2 separate regions of the Homo sapiens genome follow, and region 2 is linked to region 1. The links are chromatin contacts, found by Hi-C or POLR2A ChIA-PET in ENCODE. All regions are on one chromosome and are shown on one strand. The core of a region is the stretch at or near the end of the contact, and the rest is flanking DNA. Distances in the headings are between cores, read along the strand shown. Region 1 overlaps LOC124907867 (periaxin-like). Region 2 has its middle 72 kb from the start of MIR4771-2.

Evidence for each region. A loop is a pair of places that touch in the nucleus more often than their neighbours do. ChIA-PET counts read pairs that join two places held with the same protein, here RNA polymerase II (POLR2A). Pooled maps may share reads with other maps.
Region 2: a map with no recorded cell type shows a loop between it and region 1 (5-fold over the local background). The contact joins two enhancer-like sites. A Hi-C loop is called at or near these places in 3 of 37 single-sample maps with no recorded cell type and 2 of 50 pooled maps. POLR2A ChIA-PET finds 5 or more read pairs at or near these places in 1 of 52 experiments (activated naive CD8-positive, alpha-beta T cell).

What each region holds. Positions count from the first base shown.
Region 1 is chr2:111,233,574-111,238,639 of GRCh38, forward strand. All of the region lies in intron 1 of LOC124907867 (periaxin-like), which reads right to left. All of the region lies in intron 3 of MIR4435-2HG (MIR4435-2 host gene), which reads right to left. Among named protein-coding and RNA genes, the nearest start is that of MIR4435-2, 85 kb to the right of the region's middle. Within about 2 kb of position 2,643, at least 5 of the 41 ENCODE cell types and tissues checked have a DNase peak (open chromatin) inside an H3K27ac peak, as active enhancers do.
Region 2 is chr2:111,696,422-111,701,487 of GRCh38, forward strand. No RefSeq gene overlaps it. Among named protein-coding and RNA genes, the nearest start is that of MIR4771-2, 72 kb to the right of the region's middle. Within about 2 kb of position 2,540, at least 20 of the 41 ENCODE cell types and tissues checked have a DNase peak (open chromatin) inside an H3K27ac peak, as active enhancers do.

The sequences.
Region 1 (5,066 bases), core at 1,393-3,892:
CCTCCTGGTCTCCTAATGATCCTCCTTTTCCCAACTAAACTCAGGGTTACTCGCCTTAGGATCTTGTTGCTTCCTTGAGAATCTTGCTCCAAATTTTATCCTCCCCACCTTCTGCTCCAGTGGCTTCTTTTCTTCCACTTGTAGACATCCTCAGGCTCGTCCAAGACTTAAACAACAAGAACAAGAACATCAGCCTCCAGAATCTTCCTTAACCTTGCTCTTTCTTCAAGTTGGAGCTATCTTGTTGAAATTTTTCTGTCAGGACAGAATTTCTCAGTCACCCAATCCAAGAGTCTCTCCACATTGGTCCACCGTGTCTCTCTGTTACTGAAATGCTCTCCCCTGCTTCCCTCAGCTTCTCATATACCTCCTTCTCTTTCTGAGCCTTGGATCCTCCTCCACTGACTCCTCATTGCCTTTATCTATTTTTATAAGGTTTTTATTGAGGTGTAACATGCCATATTAGTCTGTTTTGTTTTCTACACAGGAATACCTGAGAGTGGGCAATTTATAAAGGAAATATGTATATTTGGCTCATGGTTCTGCAGGCTGTACAAAAAGCATGGCACCAGCATCTGCATCTGGTAAAGCCTCAGGAAGCTTCCACTTATGGCAGAAGGTAAAGGGAGAGCAGGCATGTCACGAGGTGAGAGAGGAGGAGGAGGAAGAAGAGCGGTGGGAGGAGTGCCACTCTCTTAAACAACCAGCTCTAGCATGAACTAATAGAGTGAGGACTCACTCATTACTGAGGAGAGGGCACCAAGCCATTCCTGAGGGGTCCGCCTCCATGACCCAAACACCTCCCACTAGGCCCCACCTCCAACACTGGGGGTCACATTTCAGAATGAGATTTGGAGGGGGCAACATCCAAACTACATCACATGCATACAGTAAAGTGCATAAATATTAAGAGCTGGGTGAATTTTTGCACACATACATAGGTGTGACTACCACTGTGAATGAGATACAGGCCACTCCCAGAAGTGCCTCTCTTTCCCTCCCAGGCAATCCACATTCTCCCTTGCTCTTGCTCTTCAATAACCACTATCCTATCCACATGGATTATTTCTGCCTGTTCTAAAACTTCATATAAATGGAACCATGTAGTATGTCTTTTGCGTCTGCTTTTTTTTTTTTTTTTTTTTTTTTTTTTTGAGACAGAGTCTCACTCTGTCACCCAGGCTGGAGTGCAGTGGTGCAATCTTGGCTCACTGCAACCTCCACCTCCTGGGTTCAAGCAATTCTCTTCCTCAGCCTCCCAAGCAGCTGGGATTACAGGCACGCGCCACCACGCCCAGCTAATTTGTGTATTTTTAGTAGAGATGGGGTTTCATCATCTTGGCCAGGCTAGTCTTGAACTCCTGACCTCAAGTGATCCACCTGCCTCAGCCTCCCCAGCGTGCTGAGATTACAGGCGTGAGCCACCACGCCTGGCCAAGTTGGCTTTCTTTTACACAACATGATGCCTAGTGGATTCACCCATGTTTCTGTGTGCATCCGCAGTTCATTCCTTTTTATTGGTAGGTAGCATTCCATTGTGTGAACACGCCATGATTTGTTTACTCATTCCACTCCTGAGGGACATTTGAGTTTTTTCCCCTTAGGCTTTTTGTAAATTCAGCACCCTTCCATATTTTGTCTTCATCTTTCTTCAAGGTATCTCTTTTTTTTTCTCAAAATGATCCAGAACAATAGGCATTCAGCCTTCCCTGGAACCGGCCTTTTCCTGCCGCCAGAGCAGTAGCCAACATAGTTTCTGGCATCAGGAGGTTAAGTCAAAGTTATCAGTCAAAACACACCGGGAGAGAAAGTGGAAATTGGTACACAGCAGCGTATAATTAAGCAATCGCAAGCTTTGGGAGGCATAAAGGGGAATCTCAGGGCCAGCCTCTCAGCTGTGAAGTTCTGCAAGTAGAGTCCATGGCAAGGGGGGCGGCAGGCACAGCGGACACCCCGTCACTGCAGCTCTCTGAGCCCTGCAAGTTCTAGGCTGGGGCTGGGCTCCCTGGCCTTCTGCCTAGAGCCCTTAGGCAACCAAAATGACAGCCCAGGAGAGCCAAGAGCCACAAGGTTATTTTTCTAAGACGTAAAGTGAATTATGTCATCCACCCAGACCTCTTTGTCCAAGAGAACAACCTCGAGTCTCCTCCTTCAGGACCCTCAGATAGATCTTCCCAGAAACAGAGCAGGGGAAAGAGAGAGGAGGAGACGCTGGAGCCACAGGGCTGGAGCAGTTGGATGGGCCTCTGACAGCAGAGGGAGAGGCGACTGCATAGGGAAACAGAGAGGGACAAAGTGAGTTATGCTTGAGAGAGCTTGAGGGCTACAAAGCTCAATGTTTATGTGAATATAATCAAAGGAAAGGGGAAAGATTTGGGAGAGAGACACCCGAGAAAACCCCAAGAAGCCACAAGACCTAGACAACAACTGCCAATCTGGTAATGACTGGGTGTGCTGTGGAGTTGGTGTTTATCCCAGACAAAGCCAGTGCTTTCCCGAGATCTGGTGACAATTTGGGGCACATATATTTAGGGAGGAGGACAAGCCCTGGGAAGAGGTTTTGAGTCAGGAGACCTGTGGTTGGGCCTCAGCCATGTGGTCCGCTGCCCTCCAGCTCTGACAGCAGAGTCCCTTCTGCTGGCAGAGTCTCTGCCTGTGAGTGGCAGCAGGCCAGCCCAGCTCCATTGGCCCTTCTGGATCTAAGAGGTCTGGCTTCTCAGGCCCAGGCTTGCAAAGCCTCTGGCTGAACTTCACAGTGACCTTGCCAGCGCACACCTGAGCCACACCTCATTGCTTTTGAGTATACCTGAACCTCAGGCAAGGTTTGGTTTAATTCCTAACTTCTTACTGCAGAACAGAGGAAGTCAATTTGGAGTCAAATCCTCATGAGGCTTCTCTTATTCCAGGGTATTTATTTGCTTGATGATTTTGAACCATTTATTTGGACACACAAAGTTCTATCTGGCAAAGAACCGTTGGCTCCAACATCCTCAAACAACGCTAGTTTTAGATGCTGATAGGGTCTCTAATAGGAGGCAAAGAAACGTAACACCCAGCCAGGCAATTGCAAAGTTGAATGTGAGAGTCTAGCTTTTTGAGAATCCTTCTAAAAGCCATGTGATAAGGGATTGTCACAGTGAGGATAACAAATTCACATCTAAGGGATGAAGGTAAAACTTACTCCAATGCTCTGCAAATGGCTGTGGGGGGTGGCTCTTCCTGGGAAGCACCCCTCAGACTTGGAGTCACTGCATCCTACTTGATTTAACTGAAGCAAAGGCAATGTATTCATCAACAAACTGTGACATAATTAAAGAGAGATCTTGTGTCGACCAAGATGCTGGTGCTGTAAAGGAGGTGAGTAATGTGGGAAAAAGCAATGTTTCCAAACTCATGTAGCATTTTACTTTATTTTATTTTATTTTATTTTATTTTATTTTATTATTTTATTGTTTGAGACGAAGTCTTGCTCTATCACCCAGGCTGGAGTGCAGTGGCGCAATCTCGGCTCACTGCAACCTCTGCCTCCCAGGTTGAAGCCATTCTCTCCTGCCTCAGCCTCCCAAGTAGCTTGGACTACAGGCATGCATCACCATACCTGGCTAATTTTTTGTATTTAGTATAGATGGGGTTTCACCATGTCGGTCAGGCTGGTCTTGAACTCCTGACCTCAGGTGGTCTGCCCGCCTCAGCTGCCCAAAATGCTGGAATTACAGGCGTGAGCCACGGCACAGGGCCTATTTTATTTTGTTTTATTTTTTGAGATGTAGTCTTGCTCTGTCACCTAGGCTGGAGTGCAGTGACACAATCTCAGGTCACTGCAACCTCTGCCTCTCAGGTTCAGGCAATTCTTGCACCTCAGCTTCCCAAGTAGCCGGGACTACAGGCACGCACCACCACACCTGGCTACATTTTTGTATTTTTATAGAGTCAGGGTTTCACCATGTTGTCCAAAGTGGTCTCAAACTGAACTCAGGCAATATGCTCACCTCGGCCTCCCAGAGTGCTAGGATTACAGGCATGAGCCACTGTGCCAGGCCATACTCATGTAGTATTTTAAATATGCACGAGTAACTATGTTGCTAGTTAAACAGATATTTGACTATTCTGTCTACATGCCAAAAATTGTTTAGAACATCACTTAAAATTTTTCTCACTGAAAAAGTCACATACACAGTTATATTAAAATCAGCGTATGCTATATTCTCTAATCTAGAAATAGAAAATGTCCAAGATATCTGACTAGACCTAGCCTGTGCAGTTCTATGGAATCCCTCTGAATCAGCTGCTACTCTGAAGAAGACCACCACACACAAGATGGACCCAGCCCACCCTTGGCCCAGGCCCTGGTGCACCTAACTCCAGTGCAGACCCACCCCTTCATCAACTGCACTGGAGTGGTTCTTCAATCATGTCCCATGGTCCCTGTGGCAGATGCCATACAGGTTGCAGTGGAAGATCTTCAGATGACTTGGTGACAGGTTCATGACCATCTGGTTTCAAGGTGGGCTGTCAGGCAAGTACCAAACAGGCTCTGTGGGACCAGAGTGTGCGTGTGAGTGTGAAGTTGGAGGTGGTGGAAAGAAGGCAGAGTGACTGTCCCCACGGTGCTGGCAAAAAAGAGTGGCAAACCCGCATTTTGGGTCTTTTCTCTTCTTTTATCTTCCTCACTGGCTACTGTCATCTGTAAAGAGCTCCAAGTCTTCATGTATAGAAAGCATTCAATGGGCAAGGAAGGCCCAGTCCCTACACTGGGGGATCTGCTGGCTCTACACTTCAGAGACCCACAGCTTGAAGGACAAAGTTTGCCCTCAAGTGATTTCTTCAACATCAGCCAGTTTTCCCTGAAATGTGACTGACTCATGTTCAGGGGAGCTGATATTCTAGTTGGAAAGGGGGAAGGGGAGACAGGATTGTGAGAAGGGTTGTTCTCCATTTTCAAAATAAAGAACTTCGACTACTGCACTTCCCCAAATGAGGCTTTCTCTCCAGGCACATCTTCTGGTTCACAAGCTGCTCAAGAAGGGCAGGAAGGGTCACCGCAAATCCCATCCCATTGTTCCTCC
Region 2 (5,066 bases), core at 1,290-3,789, 460 kb after region 1:
GTAGGCTGCCAGGCTGGAATGAGTTGAGGTTGCAGCTCAAGTCTCAAAGCAGTCAGCTGGCAGAATTCCCTCTTCCTTGGGTAACATCAGTCTTTGTTCTATTAAGGCCTTCAAATGATTGGATGAGGCCCACCCACATTATAGAGAATAGTCTGCTTTACTCAAAGTCTACCGATGTAAATGTTAATCTCATCTTAAAAATACTTTCACAGAGACCGGGCGCAGTGGCTCACGCCTGTAATCCCAGCACTTTGGGAGGCCGATGTGGGTGGATCACGAGGTCAGGAGATTAAGACCATCCTGACTAAAGTGGTGAAACCCCGTCTCTATTAAAAAATACAAAAAATTAGGCAGGCGTGGGCTGGGCACGGTGGCTGACGCCTGTAATTCCAGCACTTTGGGAGGCCGAGGTGGGCGGATCACAAGGTCAGGAGATCAAGACCATCCTAACACGGTGAAACCCCGTCTCTACTAAAAATACAAAAAATTAGCCTGGCGCAGTGGCGGGCGCGTGTAGTCCCAGCTACCTCAGGAAGCTGAGGCAGGAGAATGGTGTGAACCCCGGAGGCAGAGCTTGCAATGAGCCGAGATTGCGCCACTGCACTCCAGCCTGGGCAACAGAGCGAGACTCTGTCTCAAAAAAAAAAAAAAAAATACTTTCACAGAAACATCCAGAATAACGCATGACCAAATATCTGGGTACCATGACCTAGCCAAGTTGGCACATAAAATTAATGACCACCATGGCGTACTACTCAGCAACAAAAAAGAATGGACTATTGATATATGCCACAACTTGGATGGGTCTCTAGGGAATCCTGCTGAGTGAAAAAAAACAAAAAAACAAAAAACCCAGTCTCCAGCTGGGCATGGTGGCTCACACCTGTAATTCAAGCACTTTGGGAGGCCAAGGCCGGCAGATCACTTGAGGCCAGGAGTTTGAGACCAGCCTGGCCAACATGATGAAACCCCATCTCTACTGAAAATACTATATAAAAATTAGCCAAGAGTGGTGGCACATGCCTGTAATCCCAGCTACTTGAGAGACTGAGGCACGAGAGTTGCTTTAACCCAGGAGGCAGAGGTTGCAGTGAGTCAAGATCACGCCACTGCACTCCAGCCTGGGCAACAGAGCCAGACTCTGTCTCAAATAAATAAATTAATTAAATAAAATCCAGCCTCAAAAGGTCATATATTGTGTGATTCCATTTATATAACATTTCTAAAATATAGACACGGAGAACAGATTAGTGGTTACGGGGGTTGGGGACGATGGGGGCGGAGGGGGTGTGACTGCGGAGGGGAAGCGCAGTGTCCCTTTGTGGCGACGAATCAGTTCTGTGTCCTGATTGTGGTAGTGGTTTCAGTGCTCTCCACATGTAATAAAATGTCATAAAACTATACACACACAATATACCAATGCCAGGTTCCTGGTTTGGGTACTGTACTATAATTATATAAGATATAACCAATGGGGGAACCTGGGTGGAGGGTACCCAGGACCTCTCTGTACTATGTTTACAACTTCATATGAGTCTATAATTATTTCAAAGTAAAAATTTAAAAAAACAAGAAGATACATAGCAGAGAGTCAATATACACATTTTCAACAATAAACATGTAGACCTCCTGAAAAAAACAAGCTTTTTTTTTTCCTTTTCCTCTTAACAAGGATGTGCACAACTTTTCCCTTGGAAGGAACTTAGACACACACCAATTAACCCCGTGATGCCTGTCAGTAATGTTGGAGGAAGAGAGACAGGGCCTCTCAGGTGCAAGAATTAGGATGTCCCCAGCCTGAATGCCAAGAAACTCCTGTGGCAGCCAAGCCCCCAGGGTGTCAGACCCCTGAAGGGAAGTCTGAGCTCCTCTTTCTTTCCTTAAGTGATCCTGGGAGAGGTCACAGGGCAGCAGGGCCGGGAAAATGGCACGTGGAAAGCGGTCACTTCAGAACCAGAAGGTGTTCTTTTCCATCTCATCACCTTCTTAAGACAAACCACTTTCCCTCCTTTTCAGTTCTATCTGAACCAACAGCTACAAATAAATAAACACCACTGTTTGCAAAGGCCACAGAGATTAATATTATTATTAATATTAATAGTATTAATGGAGTCTAATCATAGTAAATACATAGAGATGAAAGATCTTTCCCAAAGCAAGTTATTGATAACTATTAGGGTTGACAACTGAAAGATACATTTGCAATTTATTTTTGAAGCCACATAGATTCATTTCAGCCGACCCTCTAGTTATGGGACTAGACCACATTCAAGTTGCCTTTCAAATAGTACTGTAAAATTAAAATTTAAAAAGCATGTAGACGTGACTTTAAGGGACACTCAAGGAACTACCAAACAAGAGCTCGGCAGCCAACACCCTTTAGTGAAAAGGGTAGGACAGTTTGGGGTTGGCACCTGGGAAAATGGTCCACATGATGACCTTTGCAGGGGTGCTGCCCTGTCCTGTTCCCAGCAGCCTCGCCCCCTTTCTTGCCCGGCTCGCTCCTCCTCCTCCTCTGACCCTGTCAGTCAGGCGTTAACTGACCTTCCCAGGGCTGGGCACCTTCTATAGGAGCTTCCTCCCCTTCTCCCCGTCCATGGGAATGAGTCAGCAGGGTTTGGTTGGCTCCACTTCCTGCCTGTGGTTATTATAGCTGACTCATCAGACCATCCTGGGTACACAGTTCAGAGTCTTGATGCAATTCACTTCACGTTAGATCATATTTCTCTCCGTCATTAAATATTCTTGGAAAACATGATTTTCAATGGCTGCAAATATTGCCAGGACCATCTGCTTGCTGAATGCTGGTGTGCGAGCTGGCAGAACCTCCATGTGCTCCAGGTCTCTGATCCATACGTGGAGAACGCACACCCACATGTGGCCATTTGCTGGTATTCCGTCACTCACTAAGTCCCCAGCAGAGCTACTGCTCTGAGTCTAAGCATCTAAGTATCAAAACATGATACACACACACACACACACACACACACACACAGCCCTAAAACAAATGTTACTGTGATCCTGAAGCCACTTGTTTAAAGAAGTTTACTTTCTTTTCCACCTGAACAGTGATAGACAGCCAGTGTGCAAGTTCAAGGAGATAATATTAAAGAATTATTGGATCATAGATGTTTTGAAATAATTATGCTCACCACACATAAGATTCATTCAATAGGCATTACATGCCCAAAACACATAACAATCTAAAGGCTTTAAAATAAGGCAGTTTAGGCCAGGTGAGGTGGCTCACACCTGTAATCCCAGCACTTTGGGAGTCCGAGGTGGGTGGATCACAAGGTCAGGAGATCAAGACCATCCTGGCTAATATGGTGCCTGTAGTCCCAGCTACTTGGGAGGCTGAGGCAGGAGAATTGCTTGAACTTGGGAGGCGGAAGTTGCAGTGAGCTGAGATTGCGCCACTGTACTCCAGCCTGGGTGACAGAGCAAGACTACATCTCAAAATAATAATAATAATAATAATAAATAAAAAAATAAACAGAATAAGTCAGTTTTCTACCTATCTGAATAGATACTGTAATGTTAAAATTATCACCACAAAGTTCCTCACCTTTTAGGAACTCGAGCTGGTAAGGGTGAGGTGGACTTTTATAAACCCTCAGGACAGTGGCTGGGCGGAGACTTTCTTCACACAGTCCATCTTCTGGACTAAAGAAGAGAGGCCGGGCGCGGTGGCTCACGCCTGTAATCCCAGCACTTTGGGAGGCCAAGGCAGGTGGATCACCTGAGGTCAAGAGTTCAAGACCAGCCTGACCAACATGGTGAAACCCCATCTCTACTAAAAATACAAAAAAGTTAGCTGGCCATGGTGGTGGACACCTGTAGTCCCAGCTACTTGGGAGACGGAGGCAGAAGAATGGCGTGAACCCAGGAGGCAGAGGTTGCAGTGAGCAGAGATCAAGCCACTGCACTCCAGCCTGGGCGACAGAGTAAGACTCCATCTCAAAAAAAAAAAAAAAAAAAAAAGGAGAAGAAGAGAAAGGACACACTATTCCTCCTAGAGCATGCATTAATGATTATGAGAAAGCCAGACAAGAATAATAATATTCTTGTTTGTTAAGCATGTACTAGGTCCCAGGCACTACACAAAGCACTTTTACAGAAAGCTATCATCCCCGCTTTGTGGTAGTATTTTTGGCCCAAAATGGCAAGGAAATAGCTACTTCACTGCATAATGCAAGAGCTCAGATTCAAGAGTACAGAAGAGCCCGTGGAGCTGGCCAACCACATGGAGGTGCCCAAGCCCCCTGCCCTCCATGTGGGTGTTTCCTGGTCAAAGGCATGAGAAATCTGCAACTGTTTCCATTACTGGTTGTTCATGGGAGCTTTCCTGCCAGGTTTTGCTTTATTTATTTATTTATTTTGAGATGGAGTCTTACTCTGTTGCCCAGACTGGAGTGCAGTGGTGTGATCTTGGCTCACTGCAACCTCTGCCACCCGGGTTCAAGGCATTCTCCCACCTCAGCCTCCCGAGTAGGTGGGATTACGGGTGCCTGCCACGATGCCTGGCTAATTTTTGTATTTTCAGCAGAGACAGGGTTTCACCATGTTGGCCAGGCTGGTCTCAAACTCCTGACCTCAAGTGATCTGCACACCTCAGCCTCCTAAAGTGCTGGGATTACAGGTGTAAGCCACCGCACCTGGCCTAGGTTTTGCCCTTCTCAACCATGTGTCTACCAGTAAGCCTGGGCAGATGAAAGAGGAAGCATTACAGTTTCCTTCTCCCTGACTGGTCTATGGCAGATTGTGTTTCCAAAGGTAGCCTCAGAATACCTCCCATCCCACATGCTATTCTAGAAACTCATCTTCCTCCACCAAGAGCTAGAATCTAATTCCCTATGTCTTGAATCTGGAAAGGTTTGGGACTTGCCTGCAACCAAAAGAATGTAGCCAGTGTTTCACATGACTTCCAAGGTTGGGTCATAAAATGAGATGCAGTCTCCACCTTGGTATTTGCAATCTTGAGCCCCAAGTAAGAAATCTGACACCCACTCCTGCCCTGAGGCTACAGTGCTGAGAGAAGGCCCAGGCCACACGCAGGTGTGCTG